Linked DNA regions of Homo sapiens: region 2 is linked to region 1. Evidence: chromatin loops called from intact Hi-C (ENCODE). Cell type or tissue: left ventricle myocardium inferior. All regions are shown on one strand. Links, peaks and the distances in the headings refer to the core of each region. The heading gives the core; the rest is flanking DNA.

What was found. Hi-C counts contacts between places; a loop is a spot of excess contacts. Peaks named below come from ENCODE experiments on the same cell type or tissue, not always from the same donor. Only the 100,000 strongest peaks of a DNase experiment are listed, where the experiment ranks them.
Region 2: a loop joins it to region 1, with 1.9 times the contacts of the local background. A loop is called at or near these places in 1 of 110 quality-filtered maps.

The regions. Positions count from the first base shown.
Region 1 is chr2:158,993,675-159,000,725 of GRCh38, forward strand. All of the region lies in intron 1 of TANC1 (tetratricopeptide repeat, ankyrin repeat and coiled-coil containing 1), which reads left to right. Among named protein-coding and RNA genes, the nearest start is that of TANC1, 29 kb to the left of the region's middle. RefSeq lists an enhancer at 1,369-2,026. In left ventricle myocardium inferior, for the core only: a CTCF peak has its summit at 2,857; a DNase peak (open chromatin) is centred at 1,857; H3K4me3 peaks cover 382 bases; H3K27ac peaks cover 1,295 bases.
Region 2 is chr2:159,090,939-159,097,989 of GRCh38, forward strand. TANC1 (tetratricopeptide repeat, ankyrin repeat and coiled-coil containing 1) reads left to right here. Exons shown (of 27, transcript NM_033394.3): 4 at 6,699-6,896. Among named protein-coding and RNA genes, the nearest start is that of MIR6888, 92 kb to the right of the region's middle. RefSeq lists an enhancer at 1-181. In left ventricle myocardium inferior, for the core only: no CTCF peak of the experiment used is centred there; a DNase peak (open chromatin) is centred at 3,653; H3K27ac peaks cover 2,500 bases.

The sequences.
Region 1 (7,051 bases), core at 1,465-3,964:
ATCTTCTGGTTTGTCTCAAGAGAAGACATTACCTTTTGTCCTGAATTCTCTCCCCTGAACTTTCTCTTCTTCGAACTTTCAACCCTTAAATTTTCTTGTTAAATTTTTAAAAAGTTAATTTCTAAAGTCATCTCCTGGTTTGTCTGAAGAGAAGACATTACCTTTTGTCCTGAATTGCCTTTATTCCATAACAAATAGCATTTGAATGCCTTCTGTATGAATGTATGTTCTGAGGTTTGGCCAATATCTACAGTGTTCATTTGACACTATCACTCTGGTCATTTAAAGAGTACTTAAAAATTTAAATCATTTTAATATGAAAAACCTTTCTCATTGTTTGGACCATGCACTAGTGCCCTAGTATCTCTAGTGCACTACACATATCTGATTTTCACTTTCCAGGGGGGGATTTCTATCTCAGGGTAATGGAGATTATAACTATCAACGGATCCTAATCTTTTTTATTTCCTGGTTTCTGAATCATAGAATTGTTTTGCAATTAACCATAGAAGCAAGAATCTCTTTTTGGGGTGAGAGGTGGTGCGTAGGAGCAGAGAAGGGATATATAGGAATAGAGTGATCTATTTTATTTTACTATTTTTTCTTTATATTTTTTAGAGACAAGGTCTTGCACTGTTGCCCAGGCTGTAGTGCAGTGGTGCATAGCTCACTGCAGCCTCCAACTCCTGGGGTCAAGCAATTTTCCAGCCTCTGCCTCCTGAGTAGCTAGGACTACAGGCAAGTGCTACCAAACCCTGCTAATCTTTTATTTATTTTTTGTAGATATGGGATGTCTACTTGCCTAGGCTGGTCTACAGTGCTTAGGCTCAAGCCATCCTTCCTCCCTTGGCTTCCCCAAGTGCTGGGATTACAGATGTGAGCCACCGCACCTGCCTAGGGTGATATATTTTAAGAGTACAAAGTAGATTAGTTGTCATTGAGAATGAAAAGAATCAAATCTAGATGTTCGTGTCTCAATTTGAGATCTTCATGTTGCAAAAGGTTATTTTTGATTTGTAACTTTTTAAAACTTTGTAATCAAGTTGATTTATTTGTGGTTATTGTAATACTATTTTGCCAAGTCATAAATGGTTAACTTTACTGCATTCAGATTTGAGAATATGCTTTAGGTTTTAAAGTTGCAATCTTGACATCATGTATGAATTATCTCACAAAATAACTACTGTTTGGAGAAAGAACTGATCTGATTTCTTCTTTTTAAACCAGTGATACTAAAGGTGTATTTAAGCCTGTTTTGAGTTTGTTGAAACATCACTCCAAAGTGGAAACATGGAAGGCTTCGAGCTGGACAGAGCTGAGTATAAATTTAAATTTTTGCCATTTCCAGACTAGCCATTTATGGGGCTGATCTTTGCCTTGTTTGTTTTGAGGGTTAAAGGAGATAATGGGTGTAAGATACCTATGCCTTGTCTAGTTAAGTGTTCAGCAAATACTAATTCTCCCCCACCTGTTACAGTGAGCTGGGGATTCCCTGTGTTTGCATAAGGTTGTCCTGTAGCTCTTTCTGTATTTACATATGTGATCTAGTCTTGAAGGTGGCTGGCTGGGGGGGCGCTCAGTTTTGTGTATTGAAAATTGCTAGAAACTGAGAGTTGGTTATTATATTGCCATTGAACTTCCTGTGTAATGGATGGTTACCATGTGTTTGTGTTATTCTCTGGTAAAAGGCACTTTTTATACCAGTGGAGTGTAAATTCCAATGTGAAAACGTTAATCTTTGAAAACCCTGAGCTAGGCTCCTGTTAACAGCCACTTGAGGTTATCTGGTGCTAGAGGCTAACCAGATCCCATTAGGCAATCCTTTCCCTCCCTGTAGCACATTACCCGAGGGCGGGACTCTTGGAAACTTCAAACTGAGGCTCCCCATGGCTGTCATTGCTTAAGATCTCCCCTGGGTTTTTACAGAATGGGATAATGAGAAACCTTCCAGACAGAGGGGCAGTCTTATACCTGTCTCCATTCATTTTGCCTCCCTTCCTCCTCCCTGCCTCTATTTAAATCTTTCCTGTTCTTTAAACCCTACATTTCTCAGGATGCTTCCCCAGACAGCTCTCAATTCCACCCTTCTGTCTGTATTAAACATATTAGCACTGACACCCACTGCCTTACCTACTGCCTTGGCCTTTTTGATGCTCATCTCGGATTACAGCCGACCCGAGGGCATCCACCAGCCAGCCTGCCGTGCCCTGTGCATCTCTGGCCTGGCTCAGCCGTGGGTGCACTCTGCCTGGTCCACAGAAACTGATTCTGTTTCTTCTTTGTCAGATCCAACACTCTGTCTTGGAAGAATTCTCTGTAAGGTTTTCCACACAGCAGTCTTCTGTCTGTTACTTTTAGAAAGAAATGAAAAAAGTAATTTAAAAATAACTTGATGGCTGGACATGGTGACCCACACCTAAAATCCCAGCACTTTGGGAGGCCAAGGTGGGAGGACTGTTTGAGCCCAGGAGTTCGAGACCAGCCTGGGCAACATAGTAAGACCCCCCAAGTCTGCAAAAAATACTAAAATTATTTGATAGCTGGGTGTGGTGGCATGTGCCTGTAGTCCCAGCCACTCGTGAGGCTGAGGTGGAAGGATCACTTGAGCCTAGGAGGTTGAGGCTGCAGTGAGCCGAGATCTCACCACTGTACTTCAGCCTGGGTGACAGTGACAGCCTGTCTCAAAACAAAAACAAAACTTGGTATATGCCTTCCTTAACTGTTTTTCTTTTCACAGACATATGTTAAATAAATGCCATACTTTTTGCTGTATAACTTGATATTTTTGTACACACGCAGTGTGTATTATATCAATATGCATTCTTCTAGAAATGATTTCTAGTGATTGCATGTAATTCATTTTCCAGCCTGTAGGTGTAACATAATTTTTTCAACTATTTACTTATTACTGAATTTTAAATAACACTGCAGTGAACATTATTCTAGTTTTATTGAATGACTTCCAGCAATTAACTGTGTTGAATTACTAAACATAGTAGTTTCTTTCAATAAATTTGTGGAATATGTTCATCTTATTAGTATCTGAGTAATTTACTTCGTGGTCCAGAACTGAGCTAGGTGTCAGGGATACACGTAGACATAAGTATTGTAGTACTAAGGATAAAACAATGCGTATACCAATAGGAAGGGATGTCAGCTACTTAAGTAAATAGACTTTAATTATTTAGATAAAATAGACATGAAAGAACTTTAGTGTATGCAAATTTATAAAACATCAACCAGCAGCTGTTCATACCTCTCCATGTGTGGGGTGTTGGGAGTGGGGCACTGAGATGCAGACTGTGGCAAAAAAAAAAAAAAAATCTACCTGCTTTACAGACTGTGGGAAAAGAATCTACCTGCTTTACAGTTGCATGACATGGTCACTTAAGAGAGTGGGGACAGAAAGACATGGACCTGGGTAGCTTTGGAAAATGGTGTTTTGACTATAATCTATAAAAACTACAAAAAGAACTGCATAAACGCTGTACTCTAGTGGGTAAAGTTTCTCATGGGACACAGGTTGACAGTTCCAACGCTGCTTTATATATGTACAAGGGTTAAACAAATAGTGAAGGGGTGGTGGATGGAGAGAGCCAAGTTTCCCACAGCTGGAGAGGAAAGTCAAAGGTATGCAAGGAAGGAAAGCTAGAACGAACCTTGTGGGACTGTATTAAAGTCAGAAACCTCAATGTGAACTTAGGTTTAGCTTGACATAGATACAGAAATAATTATATTTTAGTGTGTATTCATGGATTAGGACACACATGTATTTCCTAGATCTGTTCACTGAAAGAGCTTAGAAACAATAACACCCCAGTATCTTGGTTCCTAAATTCCATTCTCTAATCACAGTAACCAGGACTCCTTGAAGAAATGGATAATTATAGGTCTGGGGCATCTTGCATTGTCAGAAAATAAGGAAGTGCTCACGAAACAAAGGATGTGGGCATGTCTGAAGGCCATACCAGCCAACCTCAAAGAGCTCCTAATAGCCAAAGCTGGAATAATTTGAGCAACAAAATAAATAATATGATGTACTGCATTATAGTCCAAGATATAAAATAAATATACCTGCACATAACTGTATACTGGGAGAAGAGACATCTTCCTTATAGAAGAATTTCGAGTAATGTTTGCAGATACCTCCCCGTTCACTAGCTAGGCCTTAGCCCTCCCTACACCTTGAGTGTGGACTGAATTTAGTGACTCACTTCTAAGAGACAGAGTATGGAAAGGTGGGGAAAAAGTAAATTTACAGTGGAGAAACCTGCCAGCACTACCTTGACCAAGTAATCAAAGTTTAACACAACCAGCAGTAAACCATGTTCAAACATGAAGAAAAGTTTCACTTTGGGAGAATTGCTTGAGGCCAGGAGTTTGAGACCAACCTGTGCAACGTAGCAAGACCCCATGTCTACGAAAAATAAAATTTAAAACTTAGCTGGGTGTGGTGGTGTGCGCCTGTAGTTCCAGCTACTTGGGAGGCTGAGGTGGGCACATCGAGGTTCCAGTGAGTCATGATTGTGCCACTGCACTCCAGCCTGGGGGACAGAGTGAGACCCTGTCTCAAAAAAAAAAAGAAAAAAGTTAAAAGAAATGTACAGTGAATACTGACATACCCCCCACCTAGATTCTATAATTAAGATCATGCAATCTGGGCTTTATTACATATCTACCCATCACACCATCTTATTTCAAAAAGTATTTCAAAGTAAATTGCAAACATCAGTACATGCGATCCCCAGCCCCTACCCCCAACAAAAATTTGTTTAAAATGTAATTTCTACATTCTCTGCCAAGGTTGTTGTGCAGCACCTACCAGCCACAGCACAGTTGACGCTATGTGATTGTGCCCTGTTGAGCCTCGAGGCGTGTGGGAAATTGGAGAGGATGTAGGTGATGTAGGCATGCTCCGAGGTGAGCACAGATGTGTGTGATTGGGTGACCCACTGGACTGACGTGGATCTGTACTTGTGGGTGCTGGGGCATCATGGGATCTGTGAAGATCCAGAAAATAGCAGCTGTTTCCTGGCACAAGGGCGGCTTTAAGGATGGCGAGAAGGGATGGTGAGTCAGCTCTGGGACAGAACTGAGCTACTAAAGTTGTAATAATGTAGAGTGCCTGAGCATTTATTTGGGGAGAGCCAAAGGCCTGCCTCACCATGCCATTCCCCCCTCCCCTCTGATCTCTTGGGAAAATAAATAGAGCGGGAAGAGAGGGTTTAGCTCAGGAAGGGGTAGGAACACTGATCAGCTCATCAATCAGGAGAGTGCAATTATGCAGAAAGGACAGAAATCACTCCCTGAAGGCCACAGACTTGGGGATTTGCCCAGAAGAAGACCTTACAGCTGCTAACAGTAGCCCTATTCAGTTGGGGTGCATAATGATTTTAAAACTAATCAGGAACCAAAGCCTGAGGCTGGGGACAAGCACAAATATCTTGTTGACAGAGCAAACATCTAGATTTTGTCAGATAGGAAGTTTCTGAGGAGGTCAGAGTGATGTAATGGTGTGCACAAAGCTTTCATCCTTAAACAGATGGGCCCCCGAGGTACCATCTGCAGCTCCCTGGGGCCCTTCAAAATGACTTCCTATAAATTAAATAGTCCTAAATTGGTATCGAGAAATTAGTGTGGTAGCCATATACCAGAAGCAAAACTAGACAAAGGAAGGAAATTTCCATGGAGTTACCCATTTCCTTTTCTTCCCTTGCTTTATAAATAGCAAGGGAGGTTTATTATTTTGATCAACTTTCTTGGTTAACATGTGAATATTATTGCCTCCCTCAAATAGCCATCCAAGGTAAACTTCCCTTTCTCCTCTTAAGCTGGGACAACTGCATTGATCCCTACCTAAGCCAGTGTCAGCTGGATATTTTTCATAAACTGCCTTGCTATTTTGGGCGTTCTGTTTTTGTTGAGGAGGAAGTAGTGGTTTTGTTTCTGGTTTTTTTCTTTCATCAAAGGGATATTTGTTCTGGAAGGGCAAGGGAAGGGGATGCTTCACAGTCTAGATCGAGGGAGAAAATGTCCGACATCATATGTAAGTGGCTGATGATGAGTCAATTGGTGAAACATTTCAGAACAGAAAGTAGGTCCACTGTACTCATCCTTTTATTTATTCAACACTTACTGGCACTTTGATTCGCAATGGACAATATAGCCTCTGTTCTCAGGGAGACAGACAATCAAAAATTAGCGAAGTAAAGTTTACATAGGTATGAGTGGAGTATTAGAGAAGCTGGGGCAGGGGGTTCAAGGAGGAGGTAATTTTCCTTTCTTGAGATGGAATCTCACTGTGTTGCCCAGGCTGGTCTCTAACTCCTGGGCTCAAGCGATCCTCCCTCAGCCTCTGAAATCACTAGGATTACAGGCAAGGGCCTCCATGCCCAGCAGGAGGTGATTCTTGAGCTGCGTTTCAAGGGAGTAGCCAGGTGAGGTGGGAGTTGGGTTGGGGTAGGGGGGACCACCCTAGCCAAGGATGAAAGGTGAACCGGGTGGTGTGTGTGGGTAAGTGGATGGAGCGTGGGGTGTGGAAGGGAGCTGTGAAGAAGGTTGGCTTGGAACAGGAGTGAAGAGGAAAAGCCGAGGCAGGTGCATGTGGGTAAGTGGGTAGGCGAGGCACCAGGGCGGGAAGCTGGGGTGTTAGCACGTCAAGCCTGCTGGCTTCTGTTACCTGAGTAAAATGGGAAGAAAGGGCATTTGCTAGAGTAGGAGGGAGGAGAATGACAAAAGTTTGAAACAGTGGTTGCGGGGAGTGGGAGGAGGGCCTTTTAGAATATTCAGGGTCTTTTGGATCAGAGAATTCAAGTGCAGTGGCGTCTTTCTGCACAGTGATGTGATTTCTGTGGTCTTTCGGGCCCAGGGTATAGGTGAGGACAAGCTGAGTTGTGTTATTAGTTCCCTTGGGTTTGGCTAAAGAGGAGGGTTGCAGAAAATTGAGGGTGCGGCAAGGGGGTGATTGGTGGTGGAGTCCACACTGTGGGAATGAAGAAGGGGACATACTCAAGGGACATCCGAGAGCAAGGACCTCAGGAGGGAGGGGGTG
Region 2 (7,051 bases), core at 2,654-5,153, 98 kb after region 1:
GTACCTCCCAAAAGGAGTGCTGCAGGAGTGCTGTGGAGCTAATTAACCAGCCGGCATGAAAAGTGAAAATAGACGAGGGAACAGGGTGTTTTTTTGTTTTTTTTTTCTTCCCCTCTGTGGTGGCCCAGTACTGTGCGTAGACCTACATATACTATTTTTGGTTTTCCTTCTTAAGTATGCAAAATGACATAATGTTGAAAGCCTTTCTCAGTAGCCTTCTCCAAGGGGAGCAATACTGAGACAGTGGACTCTGGATCCCGCTGCCTGGGTTCAGACTCAGCTCTGATATATGCCAGAGTGGCCTTGGGCAAGATACTTGATCCTTTCTGTGCCTCAGTTTCTTCATCTGAAAAGGGGGCTAATAGCAATGCCTAATTTGTGGCGTGGCTGTGAAGATTAAGTTTAAATAATATATGTATAATGCACCCAGAACCCTGTCCTGGCACCTAATACATCTAAAAAATAAAAAGAGCATTTATTTTAAATTGCACCCCTCTGGGAGTTTGGGGGTGGGAGTTTTTCTGAGGTCATTTATTTTTAAAGCACAGAAACTCTTGCATGCTGATATGTCTTAAAAGGAAAACTTTGACAATTAGAGAGGAAATGCCAGTCTGTTTACTCATCTGTTTCAGGATAAGGCACATTTGTACGTTTGGTTCTATAACCATTGAGTATTAAGAATAAAACCATGCGGACAGTATTTACTGATCTCTGTTTAGATCCCACTGGGTGGATTTTTGAAGACAAGGATATGCTGTCCTGTTGGCTAGGTTTCTTGTACCCTAGGGGTTAGCTGCTTTCTTGCCTCTTAGTGGTATTGTTTGAGAATTAATCATGATTGTCTGAATAAAGTTTTTGAAAATTGTTTTCTTGGATGCATTTATTTTCAAAATGTTCTGCCTGAATGTTAGGAGATTCTATAAGACATAAAATGGCTTCAAGTGCTTTTAGTTGTAGTCTTCTGAAGGGTCCAAAAATGATACTGGATCTTGTGGAAGAAATCTTTCAGTTTTCTGTAAATATAGGGGGGGGTGTGTGTGTGTATGTATGTAGAGTTATGTGGTTATACAACCTTTAAGAAACATTAGTGCACTGTAAGGCGGGGACTGCACAAAAGGTGCCCTAACACATTTAATGCCCTAGTTAAATGCATTGCACAAGTTCCGTTTTCTGGAGCTGGATAAACAGAACATCTTTCTTTTTCTATTCTAAGCTTCTATCGCCCCACCCCACCTCAGCCACTTCAGTGGCACAATAAATGGAAATCTTATTTCCTGCCTCTGCAGACCTATTTACCTGAGTGTCTAAGTGCACCCTTGCCTTTCTCAGGCCTTCCCTTCCTGAAATATGCTTTTACTTTCATCTCCTTGCCTTCGTTGCCCTCATTTTTTAAAGCTGTCTCTAATGCTGCACTCTATGTACTTTAATCTGTGATGTTGGATGTTGCCATTCTGCATAGCTGCCTTTAAACATTCATCTCCCAGATTGACATTTTCTTCCATTATGAATTGAAATCCCTTTTCACAGCCTGTAATGGTAAAAACATTTTAAAATAAAGAACTGTTATCAAAAGCCATTTCTGCCAATTTAAAACGCCTTATTGGATGGCTTTATTCCCTTTGATAATTTTGTTATCTTTGCAAACTATGACTTTGACTTACTTGTATGCGTATATATTTTTATTTATTACGAACAGAGAGGTTCTTATAGATGTCTGTGTGTCCCCTTGCCCTTTCTGGACTTTTATTTTTGGACTTAAGGGAATTGATGATTTTAAAAGAAGCAAAGGAGTGTGTGTGTATGAGTGACAGAGGCTATATGTAACCTGCAAAGTCTGAAATATTTACTGTCATACCCTTTGTAGCAAAGTGTGCTGACGCCTTATGTATTTAAAATACTCACTAAAAATGTGTCGTTTTGGGGATCTCTATCTTTTTCCCCAAATTAAAGCTCTTAAACGTGTGAAGTGGTGAGAATGTTAGAGCCTGAGCTGACCGGTTGTGGGGAGGTTCTAGCTGTGATCCCTGTTCCTCAGGGTTACCTTCCAGGCCCCAGTCTCCCATCTGAGACAGTGTGATTGCATTTGATGCTGTGCGATGGAAAGCATTTTGGGGTAGGTGGGACTGTCTGTGGTGTGTAAATGTTCCAATGGAAACACCTGCCAGTGAAGCTGGAGGAGGTAAATTACTAGTCATTGATAACATAGTTTTCATACCCTGGAGAGGTTGCATCGTCCTACCTGGCATTTCTGCCTGCAGTAACAGGAAGGGTGATTGAAATGTGCTTCCCATCACTTAATCAAGGTGGGGAATAAAATAGGTCATAGTTAAAAGAAAACAGTATCTATTCAAGGGTTAAGAAATATGCCAGCTGTGCTGGTTGTTGCAGTGAAACATCTTTAATTCCTCTTAAATGTCTTTAAGCTTCTGCTGAGGAATGTTACATCTACTGGAGAATCTCTGGTGTCTTGTTGCCCAGAACCAATATTGTATTGTTCACGTGGATGCCCCTAAGAGATTTTCACTTTCTGCCCGTGGCATCATCGTGATGCTTTCTTTGTTTGACCGTATTCCCCTTGCCCTTGTGCAGTTAAAGCTCCTGGCTCCAGAGTGCTAGATCCACCCAGCTTTGTGCTTCCTGTTCATACATAAAACTTCTCTCCCTACTTTGTGCCTTTCTAATGAAAGGATACTGGAAGTTAGAGATCTTTTATTGCCTCTGAAAAACAAACCAAACAGAACAACATGTTTGAGAGTGATTATAGTGAGATGGTAAAGTAAACTTGAAATGGAAACCCCCCTCCCCCTCCCTCTTCTCTTAAGCCTCGTTTTATTGCAGCCTGCATAAAATCATAGTGCTGGAGCCCAGCTGCTCCAAAGGCTGAAGGTCCTCATGCTTACAGCATGCTTTGGAAACTCATCTGCACCACATTTGCAATTAATGAAAATATTTGCTTTGCTTGTTATAAACAAAGTTTATGGGCAGAATTTATAATTAGGAAACTTTTTAATTCTTTTTCCCTTCAATGCCTAATTTCTCTTGTGTCATGTTGGAGAATTATAAGTATTTAAGAAAATAAACCTTTTCTCAATGCTGTTTATTTCTGGTGGTGGTACATGTATTTCTCCCTTCTTTTGTGTCCTCATGCAAATTAAAGGACTTGAAATCTGGGTTTTTATTTGTTTTTGTATAGGTCAGTAATACTCATGTGTGAGTAGGGGAGACAGTGCCTTTGTGGCCTGTCAGGCCATCCCACAGCCATTTGACTAGCTGGGTCTGTGATTTAGCCTATGTGAGAACAGCCACAGGGCAATGTAGCTCTCTTCAAACCACATGGAAAACCAGTGTCACCTCTTCAAGGTCCCCCACACGTCTTTTGTATGTAATGTTCTGGGGCTGTGGCCTCAGTGCTTTCCAAGTTCTGATCTGTCTCTTGGTGATTCTTGCCTGTACACCCATGAATTAGGTGACGTGATGTGGTTCTTGTAGGCACAGCACCTGCTTGCATTCTCAGTGTGAGAGTGAGGTGGTGATGAGAAAACAACCATCCCTCAGCTTTTACAAGTTTGTCGGGTCAGAGGGCATCCGGCTCCACTGCGCGCTGGCATCATGGTGCAGCCTAGCTCTGCCTTAAGATCTGTTTCCTCGCCAGACAGTTGAAGGGAAAGCAGCTGGGAAAACTCGTGACCTGGCCGAAAGCCTCGAGGTGGTTTCTCAAAGATTCCAGACTCATGCACAGTGCTATAAGACTGGCCCCTGTGGTTCTGGGGATTGGTGACAATGGTATCTTACAGTGCTAGCTAGCAAAAGAGGGTGGATGAAGCTTGTGTGTGTGTGGGGGGGGGGTGGGGGCCAGCCTGGGGGCCACTGCTGTCCACACAGCCTCTAGGAGGAAAGGCCTCTAACTCCTGTCTGCTTCTCTCCCTTGAGGACAGAACTTTGTCCTGGGCATTTGCATGAATGTCCTTATTTTTGTAACGCCAGTGAGAGGTGTTTTTTTATTGTTTGTTTTTTGTTTTTTTTTTGAGATGGAGTCTCGCACTGTTGCCCGAGCTAGAGTGCAGTGGTGTGATCTCGGCTCACTGCAACCTCTGCTTCCTGGGTTCAAGTGATACTCCTGCCTCAGCCTCCCAAGTAGCTGGGATTACCGGTGCCCACCACCATGCCCAGCTATTTTTTTTGTATTTTTAGTAGAGACAGGGTTTCACCGTGTTGGCCAGGCTGGTCTCGAACTCCTGACCTCGTGATTCGCTTGCTTCGGCCTCCCAAAATGTTGGGATTATGGGCATGAGCCACTGCACCCAGCCCTAGTGAGTTTTCTGATCTGTCTTGTTTCTTCAAATGCCAGTCATTTGGGCAGTGAGTGATAAATCTTTAGTTTCCCAGGTTTATAAAAACCGTCCATGCATAGGTAACCCAGGAGAGACTAAAATTATCTGACTTTGCTGACATGCCCATTGTGGGGCTTTTCTGTTCACTGCTCTGCTGTGAGTTCCCTTTAAAAGTAAGGCATGTGCTGGCCAGGCGCTGTGGCTCATGCCTGTAATCCCAGCACTTTGGGGGCCAAGGCAGGTAGATCACGAGGTCAGAAGTTCAAGACCAGCCTGACCAACATGGTGAAACCCTGTCTCTACTAAAAATACAAAGATTAGCCGGGTGTGGTGGCGGGCGCCTGTAATCCCAGCTACTCAGGAGGCTGAAGCAGGAGAATCGCTTGAACCCAGGAGGTGGACGTTGCAGTGAGTCGAGATCGTGCCACTGCACTCCAGCCTGGGCAACACAGCAAGACTGTCTCAAAAAAAAAAAAAAAAAAAAAAAGTAAGGCATGTACCTGTCCTATATGTCTCATATAAGGCATATGTCCTATATGGAGGGGGTGACTCTACTTCCTCTTGACTCCTAACACAAAAAACAAGCACAGTGATACCACTTGAAACTTGATGGTCTGGTTTGTATCCCCTTTGAGCCTTGTACACAAAAATCTGCAGAATTTAGTTCCTGCCTAGCTAGGCAGCTTTCATTGTTTCTTTTTTTAAAATCTGGTCTTTGATTGTGTGTGTGTATGTGTGGTTTTTTTGGTTTGTTTTTGGAGCCAGGAAGGCGTGGCAAGGACTGGTTGGATAGCTTTTGTCATAGAGACTGGTGTGCTTGTGGGAAAGTTTATACATCTTTCAAATTCTGCTCTCTGTGACTTAGAGTTTGAAGATGCTTTTTAAGAAGCAGGTAATGATTTACATTCTTTCCCTGCACATCCTCAGTTCCATCTTAGTACATACTAACGAGCGGGGAAGGTGATTGGTGGGAAGAAGCAGTCAGAGGAAAATGTGTTATCTGAATACATGAGGACTGGCTGTATTTTTTTTTTTTTTTTTTGGGAGACTAGTTCCAGCCAAGATACTCTTTCTTGTATATATTTTTTAACATTGTGATTACATCCTTTCTGCTTCTTAAGGTTCTGTCTACCCTAGAATGTTGTTAGAAATGCTTGTTCCCTGGTGCCACAAAGAAATAGCACTCAAACATAAATTTAATTATCTCAGCAAGGCAGTTTTTACTTTCTGCAGAAAGGGTGCTCATCACAGATGGAACAATGGCGAGAGCACACCTGGACAGGGGAGGGGCAGGAGTTCTTATTCCTGACGCAGGTAGCCCCTGCTGCTGTGTTGTTCCCCTATTGGCTAGGGTTGGACCACACAGTCTAAGCTAGTTCTGACTGACTGTTTTAAAGAGGGCAGGGGCATGAGCCAGAATGGCGGGGTTTGGTGGGAAGGACGGTGAGGAACAGGTAACTAAAGGTGACTTAGGTCAGAGCAGGTGACCGGGATGAGTCAGGACAGAGCAGGTAACCAGGGAACAGACGTGAACTACTAATTAGGATTGGCGGGAAAGTTGTTGACTGAAACTAGAAGCGAGAAGCCAAAGAGAACCAGGAAGTTAAACTTTAAAATGGAGAATCAAAGAATAAGAGCTGAACATACTGACATACTGGTTTTTTTGAGGAGAAACTTGGGGTTTACCATATTTAACAATGTTTAATTTCCTAATAGTAAGCTTGTTTGTTCCCAAGCTTGTTTAGGGGTGGAGTGTCAAGCGGAAGCTGCCTAATAAGTGAGCAATGTTTCCAGTCCCATGACTGGTTTGGGGCTGTTTGAGTTTTAGGAGGGTGGCCCTGTGTCATGGGGAGTGTTGAGTAGATGGGATGGGAGCCAAGGGATGGTGCTGGGGAGGAATGTGGATGTAGACTACACTCTCACTTAGTCTTTTCTTATTAGAGAGGAGCAGTGGAGGCCTGGGAGTTCTGGAAGGGTTGGTATCTGAATCTGTTTTACTGATACTCATGTAAGGCTAGTAAGCCCTCTCCTTTTCCTTTTCTGAGATCAAAGCTTCTTGTGGATCATTCATACTTGACCTTGATCTAATCCCAGATCAGTGGCTTCCTGGATCCTTTGTTAGGGATTGAAACCAGATCAGTTAGGGTAGTGCAGAAAGGCACATGGAGCAGAGTTCACTGATGCTTGAGTTTTCCCTCACAGGGTAAAAAGTTTCAAGAGTAGTGGGGGAAAAGTCATTTAAAAAAATTCAATACACACATCTGATATGTGGGAATTATATTCTGAGAATATAGTTTATAGGAGTTAAATTTGCATCAACTTATAATGAATGGATGGTTTAACCTAAGTATTCTCTCTCTACTCTAGGAAGTGACTTTGGTCCAGAGACTTCTCCAGTCCTGCACCTTGACCACAGTGCTGACTCTCCTGTGAGCAGTCTTCCCACAGCAGAGGACACCTATAGGGTGAGCTTGGCCAAAGGTGTCTCGATGTCTCTGCCTTCCTCACCTTTGCTGCCTCGACAGTCTCACTTGGTGCAATCAAGAGTGAACAAAAAATCCCCAGGTAAACAGGCAATGAAGGAGCTGCCTTGGTTATATATGTAGTACCTGCATTGAAAATAAGCAAAACTAGTGCCCATGAGAAATCTTCTGGGACAATGTTTTTTCTTTGTCGCAGTATCTTCTAGAAGAAATAAATCTTTTTTTTTTTTTAATTTA